Linked DNA regions of Homo sapiens: region 1 is linked to region 2. A link is an interaction called in ENCODE POLR2A ChIA-PET data of the cell type or tissue named here. Cell type or tissue: GM12878. All regions are shown on one strand. Links, peaks and the distances in the headings refer to the core of each region. The heading gives the core; the rest is flanking DNA.

Region 1 (15,107 bases), core at 4,288-12,287, 130 kb before region 2:
CCCAAGTGCTGGGCTTATAGGCGTGAGCAACAATGAGTGGCCAAAAGTCAACCTTGATGAAGATTCATTGGGAACGATTTCTAAAAATAAATTTTAACCTTAAAATATATACATTATAAATTCTAACAAATACATTCTTCATTACGATTATCCATTTGAGCAAATGTTTAGTGAGTGCCTAACCAAAGTAAAGTGCTACAAATTGAGCATACAGAGATGAGTAAGATGTTCAAGAAAAGTTTCCAAGTCTGGGTGCAGTGGCTCATGCCTGTAATCCCAACACTTTGGGAGGCCAAGGTGGCAGGATTGCCTGAGTTCAGGAGTTTGTGACCAGCCTGGGCAACATGGTGAAACCCCGTCTCTACTAAAAAAAAAAAAATACAAAAAATTAGCCGGGCGTGGCAGCATGCGCCTATAGTCCCAGCTACTCAGGGGGCTGAGGCAAGAAAATTGCTTGAACCCAGGAGGTGGAGGTTGCAGTGAGCCGAGCCTGGGCGACAGAGCAAGACTCCATCTCAAAAAAAAAAAAAAAAAAAAAAGGTTTCCAATGCAGTATCTGAGAAACTTATCTTAAAAAAGTTGAAATTCTAAAGTTAATTCTCAATCCTACAGACAACAAGAACAAAAACAAAATGAAAAATTCTTGAAGAATTTTAAACCTCTAAATCTAAAACAATGTTCAAGGTGTCATGTAATATTATATTAGAATGACTGTAATATTAATAATTTATTCTTCTGATTCCCTAAAAATAAAAGAATTAGAATTTTAAGGTATATTCTATTTTGCATTGAAATGTTTGCTCTTTAAAGAAAATAAAATTGGAATTTACATTTTATTGGAAATACTTTTTTATATCAGATACATAAAAGATATTATTTTGGCCAGGCACAGTGGCTCACACCTGTAATCCCAGCACTTTGGGAGGCCGAGGTGGGTGGATCACTTGAGGCCAGGAGTTCAAGGCCAGCCTGGCCAACATGGTGAAATCCCATCTTTACTAAAAATACAAAAATTAGCCAGGCATGGTAGTGCATACCTGTAATCCTAGCTACACAGGAGGCTGAGGCACAAGAATTGCTTGAACCCAGGAGGCAGAGGTTCAAGTGAGCCAAGATTGCGACACTGTACTCCAGCCTGGGCAACATGGGGAGACGCTGTCTCAAAAGAAATATATATATATATATATATTTTGTCCTACATCTCATGCTTCTTAAAAAAAATCACTTGAAATATATGCTATATATAAAGTAAATGTTAATTTACCTCTTCAGATTTCTTCTTTAACTGTTTTTCAAACTTTTCCTTATTTCCTTCCAATTGATTCAAATGCAAGACAAGTTCTTCCTTACAAATTTCCAATGCTGAATCTAGTTGCCTAACCTAAGCAGGAAAAAAAGCAAAAAAAAAAAAAAAACACAAAACGATATACTCAATATTTTACAGATTTATCTCCTAATGTTACCTGACTGCTTCAAATAGTGAATATACAGTCCTACTTAGGATATAAAATGCCATTATAGAAGATATTTATTGAGTAAACTAATTCTTCATTGCAAATGAGGAAACCAAAGAGAAAACCAAGGTATGGAATCCTGAAGAATAAACAAGAGTTGGACAAGTTTAGAAGGGCATTCCAGGAAAAGGGAGTATGCTCAGAAGCAAGGCCCTGCGAAAGGGAGTGGTGAGAAGTTGGCAAAAGCCTAGGGTAGTAAGAAGATGAATTTGTAGGAAATGGTTATTTGGGAGCCACAATTGACAAGATAAACTAGGGCCAACTGTCAAGAACCTGTAGGCCAAACACTCTAAAAACTTTTCTTTAAAAGGTAAGTGGTATTTAAACCTACTTCTTAAGCCTCCTTGAATAAGAAAAATAGGAAAGTGAGTACAAACTAGCATACTGTTAATGATGCTTAAGTGAGATTTTTTTTTTTTTTTTGAGACAAAGTCTTGCTGTGTAGCCCAGGCTGTAGTGCAGTGGTGCGATCTCGGGTCACTGCAACCTCTACCTCCCAGGTTCAAGCAATTCTCCTGCCTCCGCCTCCTGAGTAGCTGGGATTACAGGTATGCACCACCATGTCTTGCTGATTTTTGTATTTTTAGTAGAGAGTGGGTTTTGCCATGTTGGCCAGACTGGTCTTAAACTCCTGACCTCAGGTGATCCACCCGCCTTGGCCTCCCAAAGTGCTGGGATTACAGGTGTGAGCCACCTTGCCTGGCCTTAAGTGAGAATATTTTGAAATGCTGAAGTTACTAAGAAAATAATTTGTCAGCTAGAAAAAAAGAAGTGAAACCTTCTTTGCTTTGAAACAGTGAAAATATTTTCAGAAAGGCAGCAATTTAACTTGGTCCAAGTGTTCATATAGTTGCCACTGCTTTACTACCTTAATACCAAAGAGCAACTCAAATTTGGTACTTTTCGTTCAAGGCGCACATATTGCATACATGCTCCACATCTCATCTATTAAGATTCTTGTCTTGCTCCTTGTTTTCTTTATTGTAAATTTGAGCTTCTCAATGGTGTTCTTCCTCTTAATGCTAATAATGTTCTAGTAAGCAGTCTTGAAAAAGTGAAAGAAATCTTAGATTTCTTAGCAGATGAAAAAACGAGAAAAACATTCTCTCTTGCAGATTCTATTCTACATCATGAAATTATCTTTGCCACTCTTATTTCTAAAAAGGGAATCTTATAAGATACACAGTTTTTGAACACCACCCTTATAGTCTGTATATGAAATCATTAACAGCTAAAAAATCTGTAATTCTGAATGACTAATTAACATTTGTTTTATGAAAATTATAAATACTTAGAAATTTTCTTTTTTATGAAAGAGAATGGGCATTGGGACTTGTATCATCCTTCACACAGAGAAAATAAATAAAACCTATGATTCTGTCAGAATATCACTACCTAATAGTTAACAGTGTAATAACTCATTTGGGCAAGATTCATCATTAGATATGAAAGCCATTGATTATAAGGTTATTGAGGAACAGGATATTCACATGGCCTCAAAGACTCACCCCAAAGTTAGTTTGCTAATTATCAATGAAAATGTATGCCCTTAAAATAATGAGATCTGGCAGTCATCAAATTAAATAAGGTATATAATCCTGAGAGTGTCTCCTTAAATTTTGTGTCATCACACTTGATTCACTGGGGTGAATCAGGTCTGGGGCATGGCTAGATACTCTTCAAAGCTTCCAGGTGATGCTGATGCTGCTAGTTCACAGACCATGCTTTGAGTAGCAAGGCTATAAAGGACAATTTTAAGTAATTGGGGAAATTTTAGTACGGACAATGTTGAATGATATTACTAACTTAATGTTGACTTTCTCTGTAGTGTAGTGGTGGTGTGGCCATACAGAAGAAATTCTCTGTTCACAGGAGATGCATGTTAAGTATTAAAGGGGTAAAGTATTATGACATCCGTACCTTCTCTCAGGCGGTTTGGCAAAAGGGAGGTGGGTTGGTAGGGACACACACAAGCATGCATGCATGTGTATGTGTAGAGAGAGATAAAGTGAGTGTACCTAGAGTTTAATAGAGTTTAACAGAGAGTGAATCTAGGTGAGGAGTAGACTATTTTTTCAATTTTTTGTGGGCTTGAAATTTTAAAAAATAAATTAGAAATAAATCAATTATAGCTAATAAAAAACTAATTAAAAACCCAAAACATCCGCTACTCTATTGAATTTCTTATTTGAACAGAGTTTGAAAGTCTGAATCTCATACAGATAAACATCTTGCATTGTATACAAACCACTTGCAAATGTGTGTGTGTGTGTGTGTGTGTGTGTGTGTGTGTGTGTGTATAAATAAATGAAATCAAAACAAAAACAAACACCACTCTGCTGAACCAAAGAAGCTCCTCAGGTGCACAATCTGGAGACAACCAGATAGGGCCCTAGGCTATGCATCTTCAAAAAAAGAAGGTAAACTCTTCTTTTATGTTTAAGACTTTTTTGTGGGGGTTTTGGGGAATCTAAAGTAGAAAATAAGAGGAAAACAAAACAAAAGAAATAAAATCTGTAAGTCTAATAAGCACCTTTTCAATTTTCCATTTAACAGCAGGTAACAACTGGTTTAATTTACTGATTTCTTGTTACCAGTTCAGAATTTTATCATCAACCTTTTAGCTTAGTGATACAACTTTAAACTGACCCTTATAACTTTCCTATAGATAAAAAAATTCATATTTCTTTTGCAGAGAACAAGTTGAGGCATGTTGAGAGACATGAACAAAAGTCATGAAAGGAAGGTAGTAATGACATAATCAGGAGAGAAGTAGACTTCAGGCTTCTATTTTGCTGCTATAAATAACTTATGTGTAGAATCAGTCAATATAGCTTAAATCATAGGAATTTGGCTTCTATATTTCTTACTCATTTTGATTTTTCCCCAAACAGCAAACCTGCTAAAGATGTTAAAGGAATAAAATCCAACATCATACTTCATTCTTTTGCTGATTTCTTTTCCATCTCATATCTGGCTATTAACACACGGAAATACCTCACCAGATGACTGCCCAGTTACGTTAGGTAGTTTAATGAAAACCAGGAGTTAAGTGGCTGCATGAGTTTTATCTAATAAAAGTATTTCATGCCTACAATCTCTGTACAGTAATCATTTTTTAATATTAATGAAATTTGGGGCTATTCTTACACAGGGAAATGAACTGACATTGCATTAAATGTTAAGAGTTTTGGTGAATACTACAGGAATATTTATGAATAAACACATGTCTACATGGGCATACACAGTCACAAAATGAATTAAAAACAGAATAGGGAAAAAATAACATCGTATCTTTAAAGCAAATCTTTTATATTCAAGCTACATATGACAGAATAAACGTCATAGCATATTTGGACCTACGTTTAACACTAAAAATGCAAGAGAAAATACTAAATATATAGCAGTTAGTTACAAAACTTCGGGCAACTCAGTATGTGCTAAGCACTTTATATACCCTGTTTCATTTAATTCTCACACTAATGCTCTTCTAGGGTATTGTCATTCCTATTTTGTGGATGAAGAAATTAAAGTTCAAAGAGTTAAATAACCTGGCTAAGGTTACAGTGAGTGGGTAAGCACTTGAAGCCACACTGAAACCCAATTTAACAACAAAGCCCATGTTTTTAACCATGAAGATATACTAGCCAGAAAGCCGTATTTTAGCTAGAAATTCTGGCTTTATCTCAATTAATCTTACAAGCCAACTGATAAAAACAAGCAAAATTGAATCACTTTTAGTTTTCTCTTCCTCCACTTCCTCTGGTAATTTTCTTTTTTTTTGGTAATGTTAATAAGTAGCAATTATAGCTAAAATTTAAAACAATTTTTAGGGTTATAAAAACTGTTTTAAGACAAAAAGAGGCTAGATAACCTGCAAACTAGATGATTAACTATCAAATAATTAAGATCATAATTCGCTCTAAAGAAAATACATTTAAAGGAACTAAGTTCATTGAGTCAGATCAAATCGTCAGCTCTGAATTGCCTTTTATCTGTACAATGTTTACAATTTACAGAGAAAAGTAAAAAAGCCACAAGAATGTCTCCAAATAGAAAAAAATAATTAGCCAGGCATGTTGAAGCACGCTTGTCCTAGCTGCTCAGGAGGCTCATGTGGGAGGATTACTTGAGCTCAGGAGTTCAAGGTTGCAGTGAGTTATCATCATGCCACTGCACTCCAGCCTAGGCAAATGAGAGAGATTCTGTCTGTTAAAAAAAAAAAAAAGGAAAGAAAGAAAAATAAAGTATTAGCATACTAGCCTTGATTGTTTCTTCAGATACTTGGTTCTGTAATGCTTTTAAAGCTTCATCTTTCTTCATATTTTCCTTTTTCATTTCCTAAAAACAGTAAGAAAAGTATAAGTATGCAGATTTGATTAGATTTAAAGGCAAGTTATAGAGACATAAAATATTAGTCAACTTCTAAATAGCACTTTTATAAGGATGATTTTACCCCTTTGCTTTCCGTCAAGAGTCTATCTAGTGATTCAAGATGATGTTGTTTGCATATTATATCTTGTTGCAACATGGACATAGTCTTTTCTTGTTCTTTAAATTGTTGGTCCTTTTTCTCTAGTTGAGCTTCAAGCTAAACATGAAAACAGAATTTTCATATTAAATATTTTAAAATTTTGAAACATTTTAAATATTAAATACATGTGACACTATAATTGAAATTACATAGATTTTTGTATTTTGCCAAATTGTCTTCAGCTTCTCTCTTTTTAAGGAAGAAATGAAATCACTTGCATGAACAGACACTTCTCAAAAGAAGACATATATGTGGACAACAAACATACAAAAAAAAAGCTCAACATTGCTGATCGCTCAAGAAATGCAAATCGAAACCACAATGAGATACCATCTCATGCCAGTCAGAATGGCAATTATTAAAAAGTCAAAAAACAGATGCTGGAGAGGTTGCAGAGAAAAGGAACACTTTTACATTGCTGATGGGAGTGTAAATTAGTTCAACCATTGTGGAAGGCAGTGTGGCATTTCCTCAAAGACCTAGAGGCAGAAACACAATTTGACCCAGCAATCCCATTACTGGGTATATACCCAAAGGAATGTAAGTCATTCTATTATAAAAATACATGCATGTGTATGTTCATTGCAGCACTATTCACAATAGAAAAGACATGGAATCAACCTAAATGCCCATCAGTGATAGACTGGATAAAGAAAATGTGGTACATACATACTATGGAATACTATGCAGCCATAAAAAGGAACGAGATCGTTTCCTTTACAGGGACACGGATGGAGTTGGAAGCCATTATCCTCAGCAAACTAACACAGGAACAGAAAACCAAATACTGCACGTACTCACTTATAAGTGGGAGCTGAATGATGAGAACACACGAAGACATGGGGAGGAACAACACATACTGAGGCCTATAGGGGAGTGGGATGGGAGAGAGGGAGCATCAGGAAGAATAGCTAATGGATGCTGGGCTCAATACCTAAGTGATGGGATGATCTGTGCAGCAAACCACCATGGCACACATTTACCTATGTGACAAATCTGCACCTCCTGTACGTGTACCCCTGAACTTAACGGCTGAAGAAAAAAAGGCAAAATGTAGAAACTAAGAATATAGACCCCTTTACCCCTCCCCCTTTACACTGTCGTTGTCACATGTATTATATCAATATACCTCATCAGTAAATGTTATAATTTCTTCTTTCAACTGCCATAGATATTATAAAAATCCTATATTTACCAAATATTTACTGTTTTTGTTGTTCTTCCTTTATTCCTGAGGTCCCAAGTTTCTCTCAGGTATTTTTTTTCCATGAGGAACTTTCTTTAGCATTCTCTTTTAGAACAAGTCTGCTGGTGACAAATTCTCTATGCGGTCCTTCATCTAAGAATGTCTTTATTTTACCTTCATTCCTAGAGAGTATTTTTGTTGGATATAAAATAGAATGACAGTTTTTTTCTCTTTCAGCATTTAAAAAATGTTGTTCCATCTTCTTATGTCCATAGTTTTTGATGAGAAATCTGCAGTAATTTTAACATTTGTTCCCTTATATGCAGTGTCATTTATCTCTGGGTGCTTTCAAAGTTTTTTGTTTTAGTTTTTGGCAAGGATTTTGATGTGTCTAGAAGTAGTTCTCTTTGATTTTTTTAAATTTGTAAATTTATTTCCTTCATCAAATTTGTGAAGTTTTCAGACATTATTCCTTCAAATATTTTCCTGCACTAATCTCATTCTCTCCTTTGACTCTGAAGACAAGAATATCAGATCTTCCAGGTCCTTCCCCATATATCTCTGAGGCTTTGTTCAATATTTTTATAAATCTTTCTTTTCTTGGAAAAAAAATTTTTTCTCTGTTGCTCAGACTGAATAATATCTATTAATCTACATTCAAGTTCACTGTCTTTTTCCTCTTGTCTGCTCCATTCTTCTGTTAAGCTCATCTAAATTACAGCAGCCCTGTGGTATTCGTGGTTTCACTTTCCACAGTTCAGTTACCTGCAGTCAACCCTGGTCTGAAAATACTAAATGGAAAATTCCACGAATAAACAATTCATACGTTTTGAATTGCAGTTCTGAGCAGCGTGATGAAATCTCATGACGTCCCACTATGTCCAGCTCTGGACAAGAATGATCCATTTTCCATGCTGTATAAGCTACCTGCTCGTTAGTCACTTAGTAGCCATCTTGGTTATCAGATCAACTGCCATGGTATCACAGTGCTTGTGTTCAAGGAACTCTTATTTTACTTAATAATGGCCCCAAAGCAAAAGAGTAGTGATGCTATCTGGATGCAGATCCAATTTGGATATGTCAAAGAGAAGACATAGCATGCTTCCTTTAAGTGAAAAGGTGAAGGTTCTTGACTTAATGAGGAAAGAAAAAAAACTGCATGCTGAGGTTGCTAAGATCTACAATAAAGAATAAATCTATCCATGAAATTGTGAAGAAAAATAAATTCATGCAAGTATGGCAGTTGTACCTCAAACTACAAAAGTTACAACCACAATGCGTAAGTGCTTAGTTAAAATAGAAAAGGCATTAAATTTGTAGGTGGAAGGCATTAACAGAAAACATGTTCCAACTGACTGCAATGTGTTGCACCAGAAAATATTGAGTATATATTAAGACTTCAGCAAAGATCCCCTGAAACAAGTGACACCAAGTCATTTACTGCAAATAAGGGATGATTACACAGATTCAATAATAGGGTTAGACTGAAAAATATTAAAATTATTGGAGAAGCTGTGTCTGCTGATGAAGCAGCTGCTGTCACATTTCCAGCAGAGATGAAGAAGCTAAGGAGAAAAGATACCATCCAAAGCAAGACTTCAATTGCAGCGAAACTAGGCTGTTCTCAAAGATGACTCACAGAACCTACATTCATAAAAGTGCAAAGGAGGCTGGGCGCAGTGGCTCACACCTCTGCGTGAGCCAGGCACATTGGGAGGCTGAGCCAGGCAGATCACGAGGTCAGGAGTTTGACATCAGCCTGACCAACATGGTGAAACCCCATCTCTACTAAAAATACAAAAATTAGCCAGGCTTGGTGGCGCGCACCTGTAATCCCAGCTACTCAGGAGGCTGAGGCAGGAGAATCACTTGAACCCAGAAGGCGGAGACTGCAGTGAGCTGAGATCACACCATTGCACTCCAGCCTGGCCGACAGAGCGAGACTCTATCTCAAAAAAAAAAAGTGCAAAGGAGGCACTAGGGCATAAGAGAGAGAACACACTTTTATGAGAACAAGTTTTCACATAACTTTTATGACAGTATTTTGTTACAATTGGTCGATTTTATTAGAATTCTTGCTAATCTCTTACTGTGTCTAATTTATAAATTAAGCTTTATAATAGGTATGTATGTATAGGAAAAAATATATAAGGTTCAGTACTATCTGTGGTTTCAGGCATTCACTGAAGGTCTTGGAATGTCTCTCCCATGGATAAGCAGGGACTACTGTATCTATTTTTTTTTACTGTGTCTTGCATTTTTGGTCTCAAATTTTCTTTTCTACTTTTAACCCAAGGTCAAGAGTGCTTCTCTTATTCTGCTTTTTCCTCTCAATCAATCTTCAAGCAACTGATATTTTTAGGGAAATGGAGTCTACAGAATTACTCTTACTTTAATAATGTCAAAAATAATGATTACAGCTGAAACAGAAGGCATACTATATTCTGTTAAAGCACTGAAAAATTATTCAGAAAGATTGGGATTCTAATTACAGCTCTTGCCACTAACTTTTGTGTATCTTTGTGTCCTCGTCTACAAAATAAAAAATGCTGGGGCTAGTAATGTTTAAGTTTCTTTTCAGCACTCATATTCTAAATATGTATTACTTACTCTTTCAATCTGCTTTTCCATTTCTTTATGCTGTTCCAAGTGAATTTTCTTTGCTTTTTCAAAGGCTAAACAAATTTTCTCATGCTCTGTATTAATATTGGTTTCTAGACTCCTTATCTTTTCATTCTTTTCCTAGAAACACAAAACACTTTAAAGGAGTATAATTGATTTGGGAGGCCAAGGCAGGCAGATCGCTTGAATCCAGGAGTTCAAGACTAGCCTGGGAAACACGGCAAGACCCCGTCTCTATGAAAAATACAAAAAATTAGCTAAGTAGATGTGGTGGCATGCGCCTGTGGTCATAGCTTCTGGGGACGCTCAGGGGGAAGCCTGGGAGGACACGGCTGTAGTGAGCCATGATTGTGCCACTGCACTGCAGCCTGAACCACAGAGTGAGACTTTGTCTCAAAAAAAAAGTATAATTGAAAAGCAGTTTTACATAAAAGTACATTAGTCAACCATTAAATATGTCATACTCCATTCTTTAAAGAACCACAGTAGTTTATACTTCAAACTTTAACAAAATGGCTAAAAATACTTTATCAAGACGAGAAGATTTAAACTATTTTAAATATCAAGAAGCATATCAAAGAACTACCATTATCTTCAATCCTATTAGGATAAAAATGAGAAAACGGCCGGGTGCGGTGGCTCACGCCTGTAATCCCAACACTTTGGAAGGCTGAGGCGGGTGGATCACGAGGTCAGGAGATGAGACCATCCTGGCTAACACGGTGAAACCTGTCTCTACTGAAAATACAAAAAAAATTAGCCAGGCGTGGTGGCGGGCGCCTGTAGTCCCAGCTACTCGGGAGGCTGAGGCAGGAGAATGGCGTGAACCCAGGAGGCAGAGCTTGCAGTGAGCCGAGATCACACCACTGCACTCCAGCCTGGGCGACGGAGTGAGACTCTGTCTCAAAAAAAAAAAAAAAAAGAGAAAACTTGGATAACTTGCCATATAAGCCTATTAACTTAAAAATATAAACAAGAAATGATCAGAAGAGTTTAGTAGAATTTATACTTTCCTATATATTTTATAATAATGATGCTAAAACAAATGTGCTGTCACAAATTAAGTGCCTAAAAATCACAGTAAATTTGTAGGAACAAAGATAAGTTTTACCATAAGCTCCTGTTCTAGTTCTGCATTTTTTGCAGCAATAGAGGAATAAGCAACTATCTTTTCTTCCAGCTGTTTCTCAAGAGTTAAAAGTTGAGAACATTTCTTTGTCATCTGAAAACACATTGAAATAAATGTAAAATTATTTTTTAAAGGTAATGATTTTGCATTCTAAGATCAAACACCTGCTCCTCTTTCAAAGTTCAAATACATTGTGTCTAGGTAAATTGGGCAAACTTACAGTTATAAACATTTAGGATGCAAAGTGAATAACTTTTTAACCCACATAATTATAAGTATTTTACAAAATAAGTGACAATTAAGAAGAAAAACAAATACTGAAAACAAAGGATCACTTCTTCTATCTATGTAAAACATAAGTCATTTAATTCAGACCCCTATATCCAAAAAGGACAATACCCTAATCTATTTTTACGTAGCTGTTAAAGACTGAAATAAGTACAATAAAATGTTATCAGCAGTTATTTCTGGTGGTAGAATTATCAATGGTTCATTTTCTTCTTTTTCCCCTTTTATATTAACAAGACTGTGCTATTTTTGTAATTTAAAAAACTTATTAATCCCAGTATTTGGCAATTTCCTAAGTAAACTGGTAGCCATAGTTATAAACTGTCTAAATCTCCATCTTCATTATTAACATAAGTTCCTATCTTATAGTTCTTTTTCCTCAGCCTTGGCTATAGACTTTAAGCTGAGAAAGCAGGTATTTAAAAAGTGTACCTATAGATGACTGCAGCCTCTGGTTTGAAGATCGAGTATAAGATATACACATGTGGTCCTGGTCCACAATTACCTAATGAGGCACCCTTATCCTGTCCTCAGTGAAAATGAAGACAAGATATTCACAAAACACTCATTATCCCCTTTTCAGAATGTAATTCCTTGCGTAGTTGTTTCAGGTTTACATGCAGTTGTTTAAAAATACAGACTCTTTAAACAGCAGAAATACACAAAAAATAAAAATACAGATTCCGGCTAGGTGTGGTGGCTCACACCAGTAATCCCAGCATTTTGGGATACTGAGGTGGGGATCACCTGAAACCAGGAGTTCGAGGCAAGCCTGGGCAACACAGCGACTGTCTCTACAAATAAAAAATAAAAAAACTTAGCTGGACATAGTGACACATGCCTGCAGTCTCAAATACTTGGAAGACTGAGGCAGGAGAATGGCTTGAGCCTAGAAGTTCAAAGCTACAGTGAGCTATGATCACACCACCACACTCCAGACTGGGCAACAGAGCAAGACCCTGTCTCTAAGAAAAAAAAAAAAAAAGAAAAAGAAAAGAAAAAAGCAGACTCTTGTGCCCATATATACTGAATCAGAAATTGCTGGAACAGGACCCAGAAATATGCATATTAAACAGGCTTCCTAGGTGGTTTGGGGTTTGCTAAAATTTGAAATCCTTTATTATCACTCCTTTTCTTCCAACAGCATAATCCAAAGTCTTTATTTATAAATGTATATTAACCATATTAACTTATACTATGGAAGAAATAATAGGCTGCAATGCAATATTATTTCCACCAAATTTGAGACTTTTACCCACTACAGTTTTTCCTACTTTTAATAACTTTAACTTTTAATAAGTTAAAATACAAAGGTTTCCAAATATAATTTTAAAACAATTTATAACTTATGTGGTACCATTTTTTAAAAACTTTAAATCTGGATGTAAACATATAATTTTTATAAAACCCTAAAATAATACCTTTTGTTCTAGTTCAAAAATTAACATATATACCAAGCTAATTCCAAGCTTACTTCACTTTCCAGTTTGCTGGAGTTTGAAGCTTTCTCTAGCAGCTCCTCTTGAATCAGCTGAAACTGACTAGTTCTGTGAGCCATGTTAACCTTCAAATCAGAATTTTCAGCTTCTATTTGTATCAGCTTAGTACGTAGTTCTTCTATTCCAGTAACAAGTCTTTGCCTCTCTTTTTCATATTGCTTGTTCATAGTATGTTGATTTTGATCTTTTACGCTTTCTGCTAATAAACATAAAAGGAAAATTGTTCTGAATAGGACTTCAAGAATAAAAACCTACTTAAATAGTTGAAAGATTTAGTCATAAACAAAGTTTAGTTTCTGATCTAAAGAGTACTAAAAGGGACAGAGAATGAGACATTCATTAAGGAAATCAAAGAATAAGTAATGTGCTCTCTAAATTAAATACGTAACAAAGAGGAGAAAAGTTCTGAATCACTCATTTTTCTAGGTAGCTAAGACTATTCCTTTGTACCAGAAATGTAAGAATCCTTCTCCACCTTTTAAATTCCATTTTTTAATAGAAATCATTGTAAAAATTTTTTTTAAGTTGCCCTGTTTCCTTAAACTGAAGGTAATCATAAAATTTATTTGGACAGTTTGAGATCATTAAGAACATTTTTATGTACTGCACACAGAAGCAGGTTCAAAAGCTCCAAAGAGTGAATCCTTCCCGACCCCATCGTCTTTCTCTCCAAACTAGCTAATGAGAATTCAGTGATGCTTTAAAAAAAATTACTGAGGGTAGCCAGGCACAGTGGCACCTGTTATCTGAGCTATTCAACAGGCTGAGGTGTGAGGATCACTTGAGCCCAATTCAAGACCATCCTGGGCAACATGGCAAGATCCTGTCTCAAAAAAATTACTGAGGGTTATCAGAGGTAGTTACTTGACCATGCCCCTTCTCCACTATAAACATACACATCTCCCACTCCAAGGTAAGTAAGCCTTCAGAAGTGCTTTTAAAAAGCATAATGTAGATGATTACATGAGAACACACAGATGTGGAAACAAGATACACTTTGCCTTCAAGATTTGCATCAGTAGCCATTTCTCATAAATTCTCTACATCTATAATATTTCACTTTCTAGGCTATTTACTTTTTATTGGCTCTGTTCTTGATGTAAAAGAATCTATAACATATTATATTTATTACCACCTCTAATTACTAGTATTCTCAACTTGGAACATTCACCAAGATAGATCATACGCTGGACAATAAACCAAATCTCAAAACATTCTTAAAAATGAAGTCCTATACAGTATGTTCTCTGATCATCATGAATGACACAAAAATATCTGGAAAAACCTCCAAATATTTGGAAATAAAACACACACAGCCTATGAGTCAAAGAGGAAATCACAAGAGATAACTATTTTGAACTGAATGAAAATGAAAATACAACACATTAAAAAAAGTAGTGGAATACACCCAAAGCACCGCTTAAAGGGAAGTTTCTATCCTTAAATACTTAGATGAGAAAAGAAAAGAGGTCTAAAATCAATAATCTAAACTTTAAGAAAAGTTTTGTGGTTTTTTTGGAAAAAAAAAAAAAGAGAGAAAATTAAGCCTAAAAGTTAACTGGGAAAAAGTACAAAGGATCCTGGTGGAGATGTCTTATGTCTTGACTGTGGTGATGGTAACAAGAGTTAAACATTAAAACACAAACACCTGACAAAACGTATCAAACTGTATATTAAAATGGGTGCATCTTAACTGCAGGGGTCCCCAACCCCTGGGCCACGGACTGGTACCAGTCCATGGCCCATTAGGAACTGGGCCACATAGTAGGAGGTGAGTGGCAGGCGAATGAGCAAAGCTTCATCTGTAGTTACACCCACTCCCAATCGCTCGCATTACTGCTGGAGCTCTACCTCCTGTCAGATTAGCGGCAGCATTAGATTCCCACAGGAACACAAACCCTATTATGAACTGCACATGCGCAGGATCTAGACTGCTCACTCCTTATGAGAATCTAATGCCTGATGATCTGTCACTGTCTGCCATGACCCCCAGATGGAACCTTCTAGTTGCAGGAAAACAAGGTCAGGGCTACCACTGATTCTACATTACGATGAGTTGTATAATTATTTCAACATCAATATGATAATAATATAAATAAATTGCACAATAAATGTCATGCGTTTGAATCATCCTGAAACCAACCCTGACCCTGTCCCTGGTCCATGGAAAAAATGTCTTCCACAAAACCAGTCCCTGGTGCCAAAAAGGTTGGGGACCACTGTTCTATTGGATATCAATTTTACTTCATTAACGAATGATACAAAGTCTAATAATTCTGAAATAACTTTTGCTGTCTTATCAGACCACAACTAGTAACAGATTATCAAGTATGTT
Region 2 (11,878 bases), core at 3,879-11,878:
CAGAAAAAAAGTGGAGAAAAAATTATCAAAGTAAAAGAAAACATCCCAGTACTGAAAGAAGTAACCAGATTGAAAAGGCCACAAGTGTCCAGCAAACTGAACAAAAAAAACCTGTTCTAAGAAAATCAAGGACAAAGATACTACGTTTACAAAGAGATAAAAGGGCAACTAACAAGGGACTGAGAATAATAATCATTATAGCAATATTACAAGTCAGAAGACAGTGGAACTATTCACTTAAAAATCTGAGTGAAAAATAAATTCTGGGTGAAAATCAACCTTATAACCAGTCAAATTATCAATCAAGGGACTAAAAAGAGTAAGTAAAGCTGGGCTACAGTGGCACACTCCTGTAGTCCCAGCTACTCCAGAGGCTGAGGCAGGAGGATCGCTTGAGCCTAGTTCAGGGCTGTAGTGTACTATGATCATGCCTGTGAATAGCCACTACACTCCACCCTGGGCAACACAGAGAGACCCTATCTCTAAAATGTATTTTTTTAAAAAAAGAGTGTATGTGTATGAAAATTAGAACATTTTCAGCCATATAAAGTATTTAAAGATTTATCCCCCAAGCACACTTTATTTGAGCTTAATAAAACTAAACAGAGGGAGTAAACCAAATAAAAGGCAGGCACGGAATGCAAGGTATGTCACACAGAAGGGAAGAGAAAGGAATTCCCAGGATGGTGGTAAAGGAAAGCCCCAAGACAACTTCCATGCAGCAGGTCTAGAGAACCAGTCCAAATTAGAGCAGAACTCCAGAAGAACTCCAGGAGGATATCTCTAAGAAAAATAAATGGCACTGATAAATTAGATGACAGATTGACATTGTGGAAAAGTGCACTGTGAGACATTTTGTGGAACTGAAGATGTATGAAGATTTTAATGTTCAAAGAAAACTAGGCAAATTTTGTTTTTTAATGAGGCAATTTTTAAACATAGTTGTATAAGAAAAAAATGTAAATCTAGAAATAACAGCTAACAAGTATTTGACACTATTTTAAATTTTTTTTTTTTTTGAGACAGAGTCTCACTCTGTCGCCCACACTGGAGTGCAGTGGTGTGATCTCAGCTCACTGCAACCTCTGCCTCCCGGGTTCAAGCGATTCTCCTGCCTCAGCCTCCCAAGTAGCTGGGATTACAGGTATGTGCCACCACGCCTGGCTAATTTTTTGTATTTTTAGTAGAGACAGGATTTCACCGTGCAAACCAGGATGATCTCGATCTCCTAACCTCGTGATTTGCCCGCCTTGGCCTCCCAAAGTGCTGGGATTACAGGTGTGAGCCATCGCACCCGGCCTCTAAATTCTTTACAAGCATTAACTAACCCTCACCACTACTTTGTGGTACCATATTCTACGTGGTTCTTCATATGTAAACAATTTTTATATACTCACAAATGAAAACAGTTTAAAATGTTTTATATAACTATACTGAAAGAATGAGGAGAGAAGCAATGAATTTCTTTCTCATCTAACATGTTTATAGAGAAAGCTTTCTCTATAACATTATGTTTCATCTAACATTATGTTACAGAGAATATATTTATAGAGAAAGCTTACCCCCTTATTCCTCTCCTCATTCATTCTCATCTAACATTATAAAAAATATATAAAATTGATGAATCTAAATGCAGTGCTATTTTATTTAGAGATATAAAGAATTAGCTAAGGGTTAAAAGTTATTGCCTCTAAGGAGTGGGAAGGGGCGGAGGGAACAGAAAAGAAACTACATTGTTTTGGTAAAAAAGCCTTTTAATTTCAAAATTATCTGATTTTTAAACTTTTAGCAAGTAGCATGCCATTAAATATTCCAAATTTACTTTTTAAAAGATAGAAAATGATAAAAGCAGTGAAGACAAACCAAAAGCAGTGAAGACAAACCCTTGGTAACATCAACATCTATGGTAGTGTTTCAAAAGGATATTTTCTGAATACTAGTTCTAAAGAATGTTAATAGTTGGTATGTGAAAAAACTGTTTCAATAACCAATTAATATCCTCAGAGATATGAGAAAATATTACATCCATGAAATAATAAGGAGCTCTAAGAAATAAAATTATAGCCAAAATAAAAATTTCAAGAGAAGAAAAACCAAACATATATAATAAGAGAAAACAGATTAAGACAACCAAAGGCTCATCTAAGACATCCAGCACATGAAAACAGAAAAAAGGTGGGGAAAAAATTACCAAAGAAAAAGTAGAAGACGACATCCCAGTAACCAGGTAAACTGTGGGGCTTTTTCACAAAAGGACTTCTTGGAGATTTTAATATGTTAAGAAATACTTTATATATAGTTTTCTCTGACATGAGACAACAGAAACTCCACACTCCCTTTCCTTAAAACAGCTCAAGAAACAATTGTTTTAATAAGGCAGTGGTTCTCAACTCAAGTCCATAAACCAGTACTGATCTACAGCAAAGTAAGAAAAGCAAGAACAATGTATTCAGTATTTAATTAAGTTAGTTAACTTAAAAGACCACTCTGTATTTTGAGGGCATATCCTTCTTATATTCTTAAATGTAAGTATCTTTTATGCAATGATGGTGGTCACAGTTTAAAACATTCTTACTTTCTAAAATGAAACGTTGGCAATCTTGTCAGTACACTATCTCCACCCCACCAGTTAATGGTTCATGAAAGGTAAGTATAGGAATCTCTGGAAAACTCTTATTTGAATGATGGACAAACAACTCCAGAGGGGCTAAGCACAGTGGCTGTCACCTATAATCCCAGCACTTTGGGAGGCTGAAGTGGGAGGATTGCTTGAGGCCAGAAGTTAGAAAACTAGTCTGGGCAACATGGCAAGATCTTGTATTGCCATGTTTTAAAAATGTTTTAAATACAAAATTTAAAATGCTTTTTTATAAAAGTATCCTGAGGAAAAGAAGTCACCAGAGAAATACAAGGATAACCCAGAGAGTAAAATATTACCAAAAAAATGAGAAAATACAACTAAGTAGTAGTATACCAGATGTACCAGACGGGTTAAGTAAAATGAGTAATAAAAACTGTTTATTGAATATAACAATTCAAACGTCACATACGAGCACTGACTTCAAATGCCAGACTGCATGGGGTTTAGAAGTGAGGACTAACAGGCTGAGTTTAGCTTATTCTAAAAGTTTAGCTCCTCAAAAAGGTCAAAAAAGTTTTAGGGGCAAAAAAATGTTTGAACATTCATACAAGCTACAAGGTTACAAAAATGGAGAAGTTGTTAAAACTAGGAAAAATAGGCTGGGTGCGGTGGCTCACGCCTGTAATCCCAGCACTCTGGGAGGCCGAGGTGGGCGGATCATGAGGTCAGGAGATCGAGACCATCCTGGCAAACACGATGAAACCCCATCTCTACTAAAAATACAAAAAATTAGCCAGGCATGGTGGCGGGTGCCTATAGTCCCAGCTACTTGGGAGACTGTGGCAGGAGAACGGCATGAACCTGGGAGGCAGAGCTTGCAGTGAGCCGAGATCGTGCCACTGCATTCCAGCCTGGGTAACACAGTTAGACTCCGTCTCAAAAAAAAAAAAAAAAACTAGGAAAAATAACGTAACCAAGAATATTCATATTCCAACAATCCTACTCTCTTACTTTCATACACTGATGATTAAACCTGAATCTTCTGTGTAAAAGATATATTAAAAGTACAGTCAGTCAGGCACAGTGGCTCATGCCTGTAATCCCAGCACTTTGGGAGGCCAAGGCAGGCAGATCACCTGAGGTCAGGAATTCGAGACCCTCCTGGCCAGCATGGAGAAACCCCCATCTCTACTAAAAATACAAAAATTGGCCAGGCGCAGTGGCTCACGCCTGTAATCCCAACACTTTGGGAGGTCAAGGCAGGCAGATCACCTGAGGTCAGGAATTCAAGACCCGCCTGGCCAGCATGGAGAAATCCCCATCTCTACTAAAAATACAAAAATTGGCCAGGCATGGTGGCTCACACCTGTAATCCCAGCACTTTGGGAGGCTGAGGCGGGTGGATCACGAGGTCAGGAGATGGAGACCATCCTGTCTAACACGGTGAAACCCCGTCTCTACTAAAAATACAAAAAATTAGCCGGGCGTGATGGCGGGTGCCTGTAGTCCCAGCTACTCAGGAGGCTGAGGCAGGAGAATGACGTGAACTCGGGAGGCGGAGCTTGCAGTGAGCCGAGATCGTGCTACCGCGCTCCAGCCCGGGGGACAGAGCGAGACTCCATCTCAAAAAAGAAAAAAAATTAGCCAGGTGTGGTGGTGCACACCTGAGATCCCAGCTACTCTGGAAGCTGAGGTTGCAGTGAGCAAAGATTGCGCCACTGCACTCCAGCCTCGGTGACAGAGTGAGACTCTGTCTCAAAAAAAAAAAAAGGAAAATCAAGCTATTAATACTGGGGAGGCTGAGACAGGAACATCCCTTGAGGCTGGGAGTTCAAGACCAGCCTGGGCAACATAACGAGATCCCCATACACAGACACAATCTCTAAAACAATGAAAATATTAAGCCAGGCATAGCGGTGAGAGCATGTAGTCCCAACTACCTGGGAGGCTGAAGTGTGAAGATATCCTGGGCCCAGGAGTTCAAACGCTACCGTGATACAGTGAAGTACGAGAGCTGTGATTGTACCACTGCACTCTTGAGAGGCTCCATCTTTCTTTTTTTTTAAAGGCAGAATCAAACAATTTTCTAGAAATTTACAATCTAATAACTCCATGTAAACAAGTGGAATTTGCATTTTGAATTACAATTGAAAGTAAACATTTTGCTCATCACTGGAACTCTAAAACTTTTCAAGGTATGGCATAAAGTAGGGACTTAAAAATCTCTCTTGAATAAACTAATCAAAGTCTGTATTTATCAATACACACACTAGTAAGTAAATCCTCCATTTATCAAGCAAATATCACTATCCTATAAAAGCACATATTCTATTACAGAGACCCAAATTTATTTATGTATTTATCTAGAATTAAAAAGCCAAAAAAGCTCTTACAAATTTTACTTAATTTCACCTCACTTGAAAATTGCAACTAAAAGCAGAGGCAAATTCTCCTCCCCAACCTCAAGTTCAGCCTGAGCCCCCTAGAATTAAAAATAGCTTAACCACCTAACAGGTTAGAGAATGAACAGAGGTGTTTACAATGTCAGTGACTGTGGCTTTAGTACTCTTCATGAAATTACAGAAAATATTTTTAAATATCTTAAAATGTACGATAAAAAGTCAGTTTTATAGAACATCTTTGTATGTTTGTGTTTCTACCAAAAGCATGTATTTTTGTGATCACAAAAAAACTTTTATAAACTATAAAAAATACAGATCTTAAGATTTTTTTAAAAATTGTAAATGAGGTTGGGCATGGTGGTTCATGCCTGTAATCCCAGCACTCCACTCTGGTAGGCTGAGGCAGGCAGATCACTTGAGGTCAGGAGTTCCATACCAGCCTGGCCAACGTGGTGAAACACCATCTCTACCAAAAAACACAAAAATTAGCCAGGCACGTTGGCACACAGCTGTAATCCCAGCTACTTGGGTGGCTGAAGCATGAGAATTGCTTGAACCCAGGAGGCAGAGGTTGCAGTGAGCCGAGATCGCACCACTGCATTCCCGCCTGGGCAAGAAAGTGAGATTCTGTCTCAAAAAAAAATTGTAAATGACACTGTTAAATATAATATATCAAGTATTTTCAAAATGGTAAATACCAAACATTTAGAAACAGTAATAGATTTCAAAAATATATCTGATTTTTTTAAAAGCCAATATGACAACTGGTAAAATCTTTACATCACAATACCCATAGCCATCTAAATTATTTGTGCAAAAGGAATCCTTGATTATATTATCTCACATATACAATGAATAATAAAGAAAGGTTAACTACAGACTTAAAACACCAAAACCAACAAGGCCACTAATATACATTAAAACCACAGATAAATGTGAATTAAGTACAGGTACATACATTCATGTTCAAGTCCAGAATTTATAAAGTTGATTACACTACATAAAATGAGCCTCCACTAACAATTCAGGCAAGGATGAACTGGAAAGTTCAGCGTTGTCATTATAATCCTGCAGACTCTGGTCCTAAGACCAACGAGAAAAAAATAAGAGAACTGAGGGGCTCTTGCTGCAAGCCACTAACTATACCCTAGAGTTTTAAAAGTTCCAATTACTATAAACAAAAGTATGAACTGGATCTTTGGTAGGTAGTAGAGCATATGGATGATAAGGGCTTGAAAATATCTTCATCTTGCTATACTGCTTAACTTTCTCAAAAGCATTCATATCTCATTTTCTCCTCCTAATAATGCCATAGAATAGGAAGGGAAGACTACTGTTTAACAAGTGAAAAATCTGGAACTCAGAAGTAAAATTACTTCCTTAAAGTTGTAAAGAAAGATAGGTAATACCTGGCTCTACTATGGTAAACCCCAGTTAAGTGATACTATTTCTGAGACAAAGTTATTCTAGATATTTGTCACCTTTGGATCCCAATTATGAACCGAGGTCACATACAGTGGGGAAGGCCAAGAATATTTTCAGATTTAGCAACTGGTGAATGAAATCAGGCCATTCACTGCCAGTATCGACAGTATCCAGCCTCTTGTCCACAGTATATTTTGCCATTAAGGCTTTTTTTTTTTTTTGAGACAGAGTCTCACTCTGTTGCCCAGGCTGCCATGCAATGGTACCATCTCCGCTCACTGCAACCTCTGCCTCCTGGGTTCAAGCAATTCTCCTGCCTCAGCCTCCTGAGTAGCTGGGATTACAGGTGCGTGCCACCACGCCTGGCTAATTTTTGCATTTTTAGTAGAGATGGGGTTTTACCGTGTTGGTCACGCTGGTTTTGAACTCCCGACCTCAGGTGATCCACCCACCTCGGCCTCCCAAAGTGCTGGGATTACAGGCGTGAGCCACCACACCCAGCCTTAAGGCCTTTTTTATAAGTCTAACTGAAGTCATCTATCAGTGATGAAATGATGCATTCCTACAGATGGTTCAACTTGGTTGTTAAGTGTCCTCAGATACTAATACAAGTTGAGCATCCCTAACCTGAAAGTCCAAAATCTGAAATGCTTCAAAATCTGAAACTTTCTAAGCATCAACCACACATGAAAAATTCCACATCTGACCTCGTAACAGGTTGTAGTCAAAACGCAGGTGGCACAACACAGTTTATTCAGTGTCCCGAACGAAAAAATAAGCTTTAGACTAAGCATACAACGTGTGTATGAAACATAAATGAATTTTGTGTTTAAACTTGGGTCTCATCCCCAAGACATCTCATTTGTATATGCAAATAAGCCTAAAATCCTAAAACCCTTCTGGTCCCAAGCATTTCAAATAAGGGATATTCAACCTGTAGCTGTCTGCCCAATTTTGAAACAACAAGAAAAAGTTCAAAGACAGCTGCCTGTAGTATACATTTTCAAAGCTCTGTATTTATCACATAGATAAATACAAAAGGACTTTATAAATAGTTCTTCAAACACCAACAAAACTGGGAAACTAACATAATTACTAGGCTGAAAAAGCTACAAGTCAAATATGATATATTAGTTTTCTTCTCCCACAGGAATATGTCTTTGCATCTCAAGATTCACCCGGGGCTGCCTATCAATTATTCACAAACCAAGATCTTTTCCACCCAAGGCATTCATACATATTGTACCTACTACCAAAATTGCCCTTCTTCCTCATCTTTTTTTTTTTTTTTTTTTTGAGACAGTCTCGCTCTGTCACCCAGGATGGAGTGCAGTGGTGCAATCTCAGCTCACTGCAGCCCCCGCCTCCTGGGTTCAAGTGAACCTCAGCCTCCTGAGTAGCTGAGATTACAGACATGTGCCACCACACCTGGCTAAATTTTTTGTATTTTTAGTAGAGACAGGGTTTCACTATGTTGGCCCAGCTGGTCTCAAACTCCTGGCCTCAAGCGATCCGCCCGCCTCAGCCTCTCAAAGTGCTAGGATTACAGGCGTGAGCCAATGCACCCGGCCTCCTCCTTCATTATTTACATAGTTGATCCTTCCTTCTAAGCATAGTCATGTGCTACACAGTAAAACTTTGGTCAACGACAGATTACATATACAGCAGTGGTCCCATAAGATTATAATGGAGCTGAAAAATTCATATTACCCAGTGACTTTGTAACCACTGTAATGCAATGCTTTACAATGTGTTTGCAGTGATGTTGGTATAAAACAAACCTACTGCACTGCCAGTAGCATAAAGTCTTGCACATATACTCATTATGTACAATACATAATACTGATAACAAACGACTGTGTTACTGGTTTATGTATATGCTATTTAGTTGTCCCTTGGTATCCACAAGGCACTGGTCACAGAACCTCCTGAGGATACCAAAATCCACAGATACTCAAGTTCTGCAGTGTGACCCATAGAACCTATGGATGCTAAAAGTTGGCCCTGGCTGGGCCCAAGTGGCATGCCTGTAATCCCAGCACCTAAGGAGGCCAAGGCAGGAGGATTGTTTGAGGCCAGGAGTTCAAGAATAGCATGGGCAACATACCAAGACCCCGTTTCTACAGAATATTTTAAAAATTAGCCAGGTGTGGTGGCATGCACTTGTAGTCCTAGCTACTCAGGAGGCTGAGGTGGAAGGATCACTTGAGCCCGGGAGTTTGAGGGTACAGTGAGCTATGATCACGCCACTGCACTCCAGCCTGGGCAACAGAGAGACCCTGTCTCTTTTAATGAAGAAAAAAAAAAAAAAAAAAAGGCCGGGTGCAGTGGCTCACGCCTGTAATCCCAGCACTTTGGGAAGCCACGAAGGGCGCATCATGAGGTCAGGAGATCGAGACCATCCTGGCCAACATGGTGAAACCCCGTCTCTACTAAAAAATACAAAAAAATTAGCCGGGCATGGTGGTGGGCATCTGTAGTCCCAGCTATTCATGAGGCTGAGGCAGGAGAATGACATGAACCTGGGAGGCGGAGCTTGCACTGAGCCGAGATGGTGCCACTGCACTCCAGCCTGGACTCCGTTTCAAAAAAAAAAAAAGAAAGAAAGAAAAGAAAAAAGGTAATGTAATTAGGATCCATAACTATACTATAATGACAATGCTTTGAAATTTTAAAAGTATTTTTAGTACTAGATAAGCACTTCACAAACTACCCTTCTATCTCCCTGATTATGGGAGAATTCTTTAACTACTATCAAAAAATCCTCAGAACTGAGAATCAACAGAGGGGCTCAAGTACTGATAAGAACTTTAAATTAAATGAGGATAGGAGAAAGTGATGCTTTATCTTATCAAGGAAAATGGTTTACTTTGTTTCTATATGTTCAAAGTATTTCTTTTAATACTTACATTTTTAAAGACAGGGCCTTGCTCTGTCACCCAGGCTGGAGTGCAGTGGCACATCATAGCTCTCATAGTTCACTGAAGTCTCAAACTCCTAAGCTCAAGCAATCCTCCTACCCAATCCTCCTGCCTCAGCCTCCTGAGTAGCTGGGACCACCGTGCCTGGCTCAGGAATAAATTTAACAGAAGAAGTTCGAGAATTGTACAATGAAAACTACATAATATCAGAGAAAGAAATTAAATAAGATCTATATAACTGGAAAGGCATCCCATGTTCATAGATGTTAATAATATTAAAATGGCAAGTCTTCCCAAATCAATCTATAGATTCAATACAATACCTACCAAAATCCCAGCTGCGTTTTTTTGCACAGACTCACAGATTGATCCTAAAATTTACATGGAAAAGTGAAAGGAACCCAGAATAGCCAAATTGTTTTTTAAAAAGAAAAAAACTTGAGGACTCACAACGTCCCAATTTCAAAACTTACTATGAAGTAATGGTAATTAAAATATTATGGTACAGTCCTAAGTACAGACACATAAATCAATGGAATAAAACTGGGATCCAAGAACAAACTTTTACATGTATGGTTAATTTATTTTTGACAAGATTGTCAAACACAAGTCAATGAGGAAAGAATTAGTTTTTTTTAACAAATGGTACTAGAAAACTGGTATCCACATGCAAAACACTGAAGTTGGACCCCTACCTCACACCATATATAAAAAATTGACTCAAAATAGATGACGGACCTAAATGTAAAAGCTAAAACTATAAAGCTCTTTAGATACGGCATCAAAAGCATAAGCAAAAAAAAAAGGAATAAATTGAACTTTATCAAAATTAAGAATATTTGTGCTTAAAAGGACACCATCAGGAAAGTGAAAAGATAATGCACAGGATGGGGGAAGAAAAGTCTGCAAATCATATCTGATAACAGGCTTGTATCCAAGAATAAAAAGACAGTCCCATTTTTTAAATGAGCAAAAGACTTAAATAGACAGTTCTCCAAAGAAGGTATACAAATGGCCAACAAGTATGTGGAAAGATCCTCAATATAATTAGCCATAAGTGAAATGCAAATCAAAACCACAATGAAATACCAATTCAAACCCTAGGATGGTTATAATCAAAAGATAGACAATAATAAGTATCAGTGAGGATGTGGATAAACTGGTGAGATAATCACTCACCAGATAATCGCTAGTGAGCTTGTAGAATGGCACAGCCTCTTTGAAAAACAGTTTGGCAGTTCCTCAAAACACTAATCCGAGTTATCATCTGACCCAGTAATTTCACTCCTAGATATGTGTACCCAAGAGAAATGAAAACATGTTCACCCAAACCCTATACATGAATGATCACTGCAGCATTACTTACAATAGTCAAAATGTGGGAACAACCCAAATGTCCATCAACTGATGACTAGACAAACAAAAAAAGGTATATTCATATAATGAAATATTATTTGACCCTAAAAAGATATGAAGTGACTATAAATGCTACAACATGGCTGTTCCATGAAAACATTAACGATATAGTTTGGATTTTGTGTGCCCGCCCAAATATTCCGTCAAATTGTAACCCCCAACATTGGAGGAGGCCCCTGGTGGGAAATGACTAGATCATGCAGGCAGATTTTCCCCCCTGCTGTTCTCATGATACTGAGTTCTCTGGTTGTTTAAAAGCATGTGGAGCCGCCCCCATCTCTAATCCTCCTGCTGTGGCCACTTCAAGGGGGCCACTTCAACAGGAAGTTTCCTGAGGCCTCCCCAGCCATGCTTCCTGTATGGCCTGTGGAACCGTAAGCCGATCAAAATTATTTTCTTTATAAATTACCCAGTCTCAGTTATTTCTTCATAGCAGTACAAGAATGGACTAATATAGTCATGCTAAGTGAAGGAAGCCAGACATAAAAGGCCACATATTGTACTACTCCATTTACATGAAATGTCCAGAACAGGCAAATTTATAGACACAGAAGGTAGATTAGTGGTTGCCAGAGGATAGTGGATAGGTGAAGGGGACTGACTGTTAATGGATTAAGATTTTCTTTTCTTTTTGGGATGATGAAAATATTCTGAAATTAGGTATGGTGATGGCTGCACAACTTTGTGAGTATACTAAAAAAAATCACTGAACTGTACACCTTCAAAGAATGCATGTGAATTATGTACATATAACTATAGTATATAAATTATATCTCAATAAAACTTATTAACAACTGTACAGTTAAGATTTGTGCATTTCAATATATGTAAACTTCACCTAAAAATAAACCTTTAAAAAATAATAAAAACAATGGGCTGGGCACAGTGGCTCAATCCCAACACTTTAGGAGGCCACAGCAGGAGGACTGCTTGAGGCCAAAAGTTCATGACCAGCCTGGGCAACACAGTAAGATCCCGTCTCCACAAAAAAAATTAAAAATTTAAAAATTAGCCAGGTGTGGTGGTGTGCACCTGTAGTCCTAACTACTCGGCAGGCTAAGGCAGGAGGATCACTTCCGCCCAAGAGTCTGAGGCAGCAGCAAGTTATGATAGCACCACTTCACTCCAGCCTG

Evidence for each region. Peaks named below come from ENCODE experiments on the same cell type or tissue, not always from the same donor. Only the 100,000 strongest peaks of a DNase experiment are listed, where the experiment ranks them.
Region 1: POLR2A ChIA-PET joins it to region 2 with 10 read pairs; 6 of 35 experiments call an interaction of 5 or more read pairs at or near these places.

What each region holds. Positions count from the first base shown.
Region 1 is chr1:93,212,607-93,227,713 of GRCh38, reverse strand. It overlaps CCDC18 (coiled-coil domain containing 18), which reads right to left. Exons shown (of 29, transcript NM_001378204.1): 12 at 12,748-12,971; 13 at 10,968-11,078; 14 at 9,845-9,976; 15 at 5,971-6,105; 16 at 5,778-5,855; 17 at 1,265-1,381. It overlaps LOC107985521 (a long non-coding RNA gene), which reads left to right and starts at 2,023. Exons shown (of 2, transcript XR_001737683.2): 1 at 2,023-2,062; 2 at 3,343-7,247. In GM12878, for the core only: no CTCF peak of the experiment used is centred there; a DNase peak (open chromatin) is centred at 8,073; H3K27ac peaks cover 831 bases.
Region 2 is chr1:93,082,323-93,094,200 of GRCh38, reverse strand. The region is part of intron 1 of MTF2 (metal response element binding transcription factor 2); the gene reads right to left. Among named protein-coding and RNA genes, the nearest start is that of MTF2, 9.0 kb to the right of the region's middle. In GM12878, for the core only: no CTCF peak of the experiment used is centred there; no DNase peak of the experiment used is centred there; H3K4me3 peaks cover 3,158 bases; H3K27ac peaks cover 556 bases.